3 separate regions of the Homo sapiens genome follow, and all the other regions are linked to region 3. A link is a contact called in ENCODE Hi-C data. All regions are on one chromosome and are shown on one strand. Each heading gives the region's core, a stretch centred on a gene start or an enhancer-like site at or near the end of the contact. The rest is flanking DNA. Distances are from core to core; before and after follow the strand shown. Region 1 overlaps METAP1 (methionyl aminopeptidase 1). Region 2 holds the start of CCSER1 (coiled-coil serine rich protein 1). Region 3 holds the start of SMARCAD1-DT (SMARCAD1 divergent transcript).

Region 1 (2,992 bases), core at 46-2,545, 4.8 Mb after region 3:
TGGTTGTAAGATTTTTTTTTTTTTTGTAATTGAGGAAACTTCATATTAATTTAGATTTTCAGTAAGAATGGAATTGCTAGTAAAATCATGGTATATTCTGCATATTCTGCAAATGGTATATTGTGCAACCATTAAAAAATATTAGCCTGAAGACTAGAGCAGGTTGGAAACAGAAATTACGTATACTGTGATTACCACTGTGTAAAAGCATCCAGTAAAGTAAGACTTGTTATGGAGAGCAGACCATGTTTTTCTGTTAGGAGTTCTTTTGTTGTTCCACTGAATGTGGTTATTAAAATATCTGGAAGTACTTTACCGTTTCTTAATTATACTAGTAGTCATTTTTGGGGCATAGTGATATAGGCTTGTTTCAACATAAGAATTATAATTACATCAAAAATGCTTGTTAATATTTACTTCAAATATTTTATTTTTACTTTAACATTTTTCATAAGGACTAGTTAATTCTAAAGTAAAATCTTCATATGTGGTAATATTTATATATATATTTGTTATAGAGGTTGAGTATCCCTTATCTGAAATGCTTTGGACCAGAAGTGTTCTGAATTTTGAATTTTTTTGGATTTTGGAATATTTGTATTATACGTAACTGGTTAAGTGTCTGTAATTTCAAATTTGAAATTCTAAATGCTCCAATGGGCATTTCTTTGAGTGTCCTGTCGGTGTTCAGAAAGTTTCAGATTTTGGAGGATTTCAGATTTTTGGATTAGGAATACTTAACCTGTATGTCATTTTACTTTTCCTTTGTGCAGTTACCAGTAAACTGGTTTGTGTATGTGTACCTGACTGGCACAAACCCTGTTGTATATTGTTTAAGATAATATCCAGTACTGTTACTAAAATAAAATACTGAGTTCTTCATAGTAGCATGTGTCCAACTGTTTTCACATTTTTCAAATTTTAAAATCTGTAATTTCATACAGATTTTTTCTTTTATATATTCCAAATTATTTTTTCTGTATTATAGGCATGTATTGCAAGAAATTGCTACCCTTCTCCCCTGAATTATTATAATTTCCCAAAGTCTTGTTGTACCTCAGTGAATGAAGTCATTTGCCATGGAATACCAGACAGAAGGCCCTTACAAGAAGGTGACATTGTTAATGGTAAGAAAAATATGTTACTTTCATCACCATGGGCAAAGAAACAACAAAGCTTGGGGAATCTGACAGTGACTTGTGTTTTCTTGACTTGCTTCCTGTACTTAAACTTTTTCCTTTTTAAAATTCAGTATCACTAACTCTTAAATCTACAGGAAGCTCTCTTAACGGTTTTGTGCATGTTGCTTTTAAGATACTTCCGGTGTGATGTGTTTGGTGCAGTGTATTTCTTTAATGCTTATCTCATATGTGATTGGTAAATAGGTCAAAGATGTCAGTGAAATGTGGAGTCTAGTTTTTTTCCCCCAGAAGTTCACTAATGGTTTTGAAGAGACCAGGGCAGGCTTTGTTATAGATACAGGAAAACCCTTCATAATATATGAAGACCTAAAGGAAAGCTGAAAATCTTGCAGAAGTGCCTTACTTGAGTGGAAGTAGCTTTAAAGACCCCTATGTTAAGCTACCTTGGGAAGTTACAAGTATAGAGAGTAGAGGAAGTAGTTTAAAAGACATTAATGAAGGCTTTCCTAGATGGCATTTGTTTTTGTTTTGTGTATTATTTTATTTTTTGGAGACAGGGTCTCACTGTCACCCAGGCTCGAGTGCAGGGGCGCCACCATGGCTCACTGCAGTCTTGACTTCCCTGGCTCAGGTGATCCTCCCACCTCAGAAGTAGATGAGACTGCAGGCTCATTGCTACCATGCCCAGCTCAGTTTTTGTATTTTTTGTAGAGATGGGGTTTTGCCATGTTGCCCAGGCTGGTCTCAAACTCCTGGACTCAAGCATCTGCCCACCTTGGCCTCCCAAAGTCTTGGGATTACAGGCATGAGCCACCGTGCCTGGCTTAGATGGCATTTTAATATTGATGGAATTAGACTCTTTGTTAATAAGATATCTTAAAGGAACTACCTATCAAATGAGGAAGCATGAGCCCAAGTGTTAGAGGCTGCAGATAATTGACTGATTGTGATGCTAGCTGTGAATGATAGCCGAAATTTAACTATGACACTATTTTTATTAGAATTGCTACTGCTTTAGTTAGGGTATCTGTTCATAAAGTTCCATAGGTTTTGAGGCCAACCCTGTTTTTCAAATATAAAGCCTGTTATTTTTATTATATGTAGAATGTGTGAGGTTTTTCAGGAATGTATGTGTTGTGCTAGAACCAAAATATCTATATTGTGATGTTACAGGTTGATTGAAATATGTGGTTTAAAAATACTCAATGTGCTCTCTAGATACATTATAATGGTATAATAGTATATAATATATAGTATAATAGTAATCTATATTCTTAAACATGGGGACAAAGAGAAGAATGAATATTCACAAATAAGAGAAAAGCAAATGAGTTTTAAAAAAACAGGTGTAGAGCAGTGTAAATTTTTCTGTTATTCCCTAGCAGGAGTAAGGAACTTGTAAAAGATAAGTGAAAATGGTATTTTGTAGCAATGTAGCAAAGTTTTCAATTTAATGTTACTAACTCTGGTAATTTATTTTGCATGATTGTGTCCCACATACATTTTTCTTTTGCCACAAGTGATACAATTACTATAAGAGTATAAAAACCCACTATCTGGCTTATGTTACATGGCCATATTCCTGCTCTCCACAGTGAGTTCAGTTACATCTCAGGGAGCTTCTGTTGGGCAATAACTATCTATCCATTGGTGTCTAATTTGAGAATGCAGAAGTTGTCTTTTTCATTAAGTTGCTAGATGCTGTCATGTTGGAAAAACACTTGAATTTTGAAATGAAAATAAGTATGGTCTTTATATTTGCACATTCTCTTGCAGTGGATATCACTCTTTATCGCAATGGTTATCATGGGGACCTGAATGAGACATTTTTTGTTGGAGAAGTGGATGAT
Region 2 (3,151 bases), core at 612-3,111, 4.1 Mb before region 3:
AGTAGAATAAGACAGATTGAGTTCCATTGACATTATTTATTCTTTGTATGATCTTAGGTTATCTACACACACTTTCAAAATTTAACTTTCTTGGTCTGTAAAATTGAGGAAATAATAATAGCTGTCCCATAGGGCACACTATCAATCCCAATATGCTTTGTTAGTCCATTCATTTTTCCAGTGCTTAATCAAAGAAGCTTTAATGGCCTATATACTTATATTATTGATATATTCACGCACCTGTCCCAACTTGCTGTCCTTTCCAATATCACTTTGTTTTTATCACACTCCTTAATATCACTTCTTTGTTAGGTCTTGATCACATGCTTAAATCATTTTTAATGTTTGCTAAACTCTGTATGAGAGATTGAAGAATTACGAGACAGGAACATCAATGTGAAAGGGTAAAATATGTGGAGAATATATAAGGTGCCAGCATATGACAAAACCCTAAAGATGTACGATGGTCACAAGCCATGGAAGAAGATAGGACAACTGAATTGTCAACCTTGCCGCCTCCTCCGTAGCCTCCTAAATCTTATCTTCCTTTTGTCTAATTTATGAAAAATGTTTCCTATAATTGTCTCCCAAAAGCAGAGTTGTCCCCATGCTGTAATATACATTGACCACTCAGATTCATTTAAAAAATACATCTTGCTTTTATTCCCAATATAACCACATTTCAGAAGTTAGATCATAGCCAGTTAGATTACACAGAGCGTGCGCACGCGCACGCGCACACACAAACACACCTTGAAAAAACTGTAGATCACTTGATTTCTGGAAGTTTTTCTCAATACCTCAGTGCACCTGATCACAACATCTTGTAATCTGGGCAGAAGGTAAGGGAGGTGATGTTAGGCGTACAAACTTAATATTGGGGATGCATTTTCTACCTAGAAATGGTCCTACATTCTACCAGAATGGGTTAAAAACAGATGCGCGCGCGCACACACACACACACACACACACAGAATTAAATGCACTACATTTGCTGTATTGCCTGCTAAAGGCATAAATATACTGGAGTGGAGATAAAGAAGGGGATGGATGGGAAAGAGTTCAGTACTTAGTGTAAACCTGAAAGGAAATGAGGCAGTGCAAGGGGAGAGAGGATCAGGGGAAAATAAATTATGTAGGCAACAGAACCATGCATCAAAAGTCTTTTCGATTTCTAAACTGGCAAATTTTCTCCAGGGGACCATCAGTCAAATGATGTCAAATTGAGCTGATTCTCTTGTAATGCCTGTATTGTGTAGGGCCTTCCTTGTAGGAACACAAGTTCCACTCTCGGACACAGTCGCAGTGCTTGCATTATCTTACAGAATTGATTGCTGCAAATGGTTCCTGGGAGGTGTGACCTGCTTAAAGGAAAGAAGCTAGGTTTCTTTTCTTGTTACTGAGGAATGAAGACACTTGTCAGGATGTGAATTGTGTGGGTGAGAAGGAAAAGCGGCGAAAGAATCTGGTAATTCCTTCCCTTACAGGAGGAAGAGAAAAAAGATAACATCGGAACCTTGGAGAGGAGAAATACAGTGCATTTATTTCCAGCATCCCCGCAGTCACTTCACGTCTCTTCAGACTTCCCCTATTCTTTAGTCTTGACCTGCCTATGCACTTGAACTCCACATAAGCACTAGGATGGACTGGGGGAAAAGGCCAGGTCAGCACGGTGGGATACTGCTTCCCCTAAAATGAAAACTCAGCAGCGGGCCAGCAGTGGGTGTGCGCGCGTCGATGCCAGAGGATGCGTGCGTGGAATCCGGCGGACGCAGTGGGCCGGGCACCGCCCTCCAAGCCGCCCCGCCCAGCCCACCACACTCCTCCTTGTATAAAGGCCGCGCTTGGGCCCGCCCTCCTCACAGCCCCGGAGCGCGGCCTGCCGGGGAGGTGGATCTCGCGCTCCCCACACAGTCACACTCCGCGCACTCACACACTTGGAAGCGCCTCCCCACGTCCCTCCCCTGCCCTCCTCTTGCTCTGCTCTTCTCTCCCTCACCACAAATAGTCGCCGACCTACTGCCAATCCGCCTCTCCTCTCTCTCTCTCTCTGTCTCAACATGACTGACTGGGAAGCGGTGGCTCGGGCAGAGCAGCTCCGCTGGCGCAGGCAGGAGGAGCAGGAGGATTATTAAATAACGCAGCTGGACTCTGTGCAACTGGGAGTGGAGAGGAGCCCAACAGCCGAGAAGGGGAGGGAGGGCAGAGGAGGGGGACCAGGAAGGACACCCCCGTGCCCCGAAGACATAAATCCCTGAGTGCCCGGGAGGAGCCTTAACAAGCGCACGGAGCCCTCAAGGTAGTAACGCCCCTGGTGCCTCAGCGCTCAGCGGGTCGCGCGTCGCGTCGCCGCTTTGCGGGGCCGGCCGCAGGCGGACGCGGGGATGACCGCTCGGCAGGTGACCGCGCCGTGTCGGGGCCGCCTGCGAGCAGCGCGCGCCCAGGCCCGGCGTGCTCGGCGCAGAGACCTGGCCTTGCGGGCGGGGTGGGAAGGAGGCGGGCGGGCTCGCTCACCACCGGCCCGCGACTCCCAGTGCGCCGCGTGGCCATTTCCTCCACGCTGCTGCGTGGTTTGCTGCCTGCGGCCGCGGCGGCCGCTCCAGGGCGATGCGGAGCGCTGGCCAAGGCGGCGAGAGTTGGCGCAGGCTTCGGGTCGCTCCCCTTCCTCGCCACTCGCGTCCCGCAGGTAGAGGCGACCGGTCAGCGCTGGCGCCCCGGGCTGCGGGTGCTGAGGCGGGGACGGCGGCGAAGAGGGGGAAGGGGAGGAGGGGGCGGGGAGCCAGGGGCTCCCGGAGGAACCGCAGTGCGGGGCCGGGACCACCTCTTGCCTCCGCCTGCTTGTCCTCTGGCGCCAGTTTCCTGGATTGGAAGCAAGACCCTGCCCAGAGGCAGCAGTAACGGCAGCGACTTAGATTGAACCACTTGCTTTGTGGTGGAGCGTCAAGGGCCCCAGGTTGTGTGCGTGTGTGTGTGTGTGTGTGTGTGCGCGCGCGCGCGCGCTCTGGACTAACCAGTGGGTTGGTTCACCTGAGCAGAAAGTCAGCCGTAAGCTGAAACCGCATGTGGCCCCCTGGCCCCTTCGACTTTTGGCTTGTGTCCCAGGGACTCGTACACACGGTGCCAGCAAGGGGTAAGGGTGACGGAGGGATTT
Region 3 (3,000 bases), core at 482-2,981:
TGAGATGGAGTTGCCCAGGCTGGAGTGCAATGGCGTGATCTCGGCTCACTGCAAGCTCCGCCTCCCTGGTTCATGCCATTCTCCTGCCTCAGCCTCCCGAGTAGGTAGGACTACAGGCGCCCGCCACCACGCCCGGCTAATTTTTTGTATTTTTAGTTGAGACGGGGTTTCACCGTGTTGGCCAGGATGGTCTCGATCTCCTGACCTCATGATCCGCCCGCCTCCACCTCCCAAAGTGCTGGGATTACAGGCGTGAGCCACTGCGCCCGGCCAGGAGTATATATTCTTAAGCTAACATTTCCATCAAGATAGGTGAATTATATGCAAAAGAAAGGAAATCAGTGTATCGAAATGATATCTGCATTCTCATGTTTGTTGCAGCACTATTCACAACAGCCAAGATTTGGAAGCAACTTAAGTGTCCATTAACAGGTGAATGAATAAGAAAAATGTGGTGCATATACACAGTGGAGTATTATTTCGCCATTAAAAAAAATGAGATCCTGTCATTTGCAACATGGATGGAACTGGAGGTCATTATATTAAAGGAAATAAGGCAGGCACAGAAAAAAAACTTGGTATGTTCTCATTTATTATATTTGTGGGAGCTAAAAAATTAAAACAATTGAACGTATGAGAAACGGTAGAACGATGGCTACCAGAGGCTGGGAAGGGTAGTGTGGGGCGGGGGAGGACCCCGGTGGTCGGTGAGCATGGTTAATGGGTACGAAAATACAGTTTGAATGAATAAGATCTAGTATTTGATAGCACAATAGCATGACTACAGTCAACAACAATTTATTGTACTTTTTTTTTTGAGACAAGAGTCTTGCTTTGTTGCCCAGGGTGGAGTGCAGTGGAGTGATCTCGGCTAACTGCAACCTCCGCATCCCAGGTTCAAGCTATTCTCCTGCCTCAGCCTCCCGATTAGCTGAGATTACAGGCGCCCGCCACTACGCCCGGCTAATTTTTTGTATATTTAGCAGAGACGGAGTTTCACCATGTTGGCTAGGCTGGTCTCAAACTCCTGACCTTGTGATTCACCTGCCTCAGCCCCCCAAAGTGCTGGGATTACAGGCGTGAGCCACCACTCCCAGCTTATTGTACATTTTTAAATGACTAAAATAACTGGATTGTTTGAAACACAAAGGATAAATGCTTGTTATGGATACCCCACTTACCCTGATATGATTATTACACATTGCATGCCTGTATCAAAATATCTCATGTACCCTATAAATATGTACACCTACTATGTACCCGCAAACATTAAAAATTAAAATATTTTTAAAAAATTAATTAATTAATCAAATTCCATTCTAAGAACAATCAAGCCGAAAGTGAGGAATTACTTTAAATGCTTTGAAGCTCAGCATCCCGGGGTTCTTATCCGTCACTAATTACCTATACATTTGCAGGTCTCAGTTTCTTTGCTTTGTAAACATAGGCTTCTTGTAAGGATTGGGATTATACACTGAAAAAGCTTAGCACAGTATTATTACTATTATGCTATCTACATTATATTATAGGTGAAACACTACAGATTATAATACATACAATATATACTAATTGTATTATATATTGTTATTTTTTGTCATTATGCTATTTACTATTGTTCTATTTAATAACTCTCTAGATAATTTAACAGGACAAAGGTACAGAACAATCTGGCCCTTACAAGCCGGCGGAGACGGGTACGAATTACCATGACAACAGCGCGCGCCTCGACATTGTCGGCTCGCGCGTTGTTTGGGAAGAAAAAGCCTAGGCTGCGTGTTGCGTCATCATTACGCGCTCTTAAGGTTTCTCCGTGGTGTTTTGGAAGGTCCCGGCACGGCTACCGTCGCCCCACGCTAGGAAATTTTTTTTTTATTTTCAACCTTTGTTACATAGCACTGAGGCTACAAGATCGTAAGTACTGAGGGAAGAAAGAACAAGCGAGCGATTGAACGTTAAAAAGATGCCTTAGCATGCACTCCACCTCTGAACCTTCCTGTGTGTTCTTAATCCTATCAGCTTCCTCTCAGCTGGGATCGCGCCGCGTCAACTTCCGGGCGGATGCCCGCCAGCACGGCCTCCGCCGCTCCCCTTCTTTGGCCCCTTTGTGTCCCCGCAGTGTCGAGGCGCGGGCCCTGGCAGGTCCTTTCTCGAGGCAGGGGGCACGGTAGCACAGGGAGCTTCTCTTTGTGGGCGGGCGCGAGGCCCGCTAGGGGGTTATACTGGGGAACGTGCCTGCGCGTGCTTGGGTAAGAGGAGGTTGCATGAGGGTCAGCTCGTGGTTTCAGTAAGGAGGGGCGGGCGGGGGAGGCGGACGAAGGGGAGTGAAAAGCAATGGAAAATTTTAAAAGATACCCCCGTCCACCTTCTAATTGTTGCGGCCTAACAATGAAGCGCAGCCATAACAGTCCTGAGCCACTGGCATGTTTGCGGGCCCTTTATTGCCTTGGGAATAAACTGCTGTGGCATTGTATCGTATATTGTTTTCATGGCCTTTTTTCCTCTCTTTATTTTTCCCCTGCAGATAGTTCATTTAAAGCCCCCATCCCTGCAAGGTGGTGCTTTCTACCAATATGAATCTTTTCAACCTGGACCGTTTTCGCTTTGAGAAAAGGAATAAGATTGAGGAAGCGCCCGAAGCAACCCCTCAACCTTCCCAGCCTGGCCCTTCTTCACCAATTTCTCTTAGTGCTGAAGAGGAGAATGCTGAAGGGGAAGTTAGCAGGGCAAACACTCCTGATTCAGATATAACTGAAAAAACAGGTGAGTTACAATGTTAAAATTGATGTAACATCAAGGACAGTTTTTAAAAGATGAAAGGCAGAAGGGATTCTCATTTTTATTCTTGATGTCATATATATTGATGCATTGTCCTGCGGTGTGCCCTTTTAAATACAGCTTTGGGACTGCCATAAGCACCATGTACCCTCAACTGAGCATCCATCCATTGTCGCCTCACTTTTATATGAGTTCTTCGAATATGGCCCCATGGTGGAAGTTGAA

The links. Hi-C counts contacts between places; a loop is a spot of excess contacts on that map. Pooled maps may share reads with other maps.
Region 1: a pooled map shows a loop between it and region 3 (4-fold over the local background). The contact joins the enhancer-like site here to the promoter of SMARCAD1-DT in region 3. A Hi-C loop is called at or near these places in 3 of 50 pooled maps.
Region 2: a loop to region 3 is called in a pooled map, with 6 times the contacts of the local background. The contact joins the promoter of CCSER1 here to the promoter of SMARCAD1-DT in region 3. A Hi-C loop is called at or near these places in 4 of 50 pooled maps.

The regions. Positions count from the first base shown.
Region 1 is chr4:99,042,261-99,045,252 of GRCh38, forward strand. METAP1 (methionyl aminopeptidase 1) reads left to right here. Exons shown (of 11, transcript NM_015143.3): 7 at 989-1,127; 8 at 2,919-2,992. Among named protein-coding and RNA genes, the nearest start is that of ADH5, 45 kb to the right of the region's middle. Within about 2 kb of position 1,296, at least 4 of the 41 ENCODE cell types and tissues checked have a DNase peak (open chromatin) inside an H3K27ac peak, as active enhancers do.
Region 2 is chr4:90,125,533-90,128,683 of GRCh38, forward strand. It overlaps CCSER1 (coiled-coil serine rich protein 1), which reads left to right and starts at 1,862. Exons shown (of 11, transcript NM_001145065.2): 1 at 1,862-2,299. RefSeq lists silencers at 2,420-2,619, 2,730-2,979.
Region 3 is chr4:94,205,825-94,208,824 of GRCh38, forward strand. SMARCAD1-DT (SMARCAD1 divergent transcript) reads right to left here and starts at 1,732. Exons shown (of 9, transcript NR_125922.1): 1 at 1,706-1,732. It overlaps SMARCAD1 (SNF2 related chromatin remodeling ATPase with DExD box 1), which reads left to right and starts at 2,041. Exons shown (of 24, transcript NM_020159.5): 1 at 2,041-2,246; 2 at 2,522-2,760. The coding sequence starts at 2,571. RefSeq lists enhancers at 1,660-2,019, 2,118-2,621.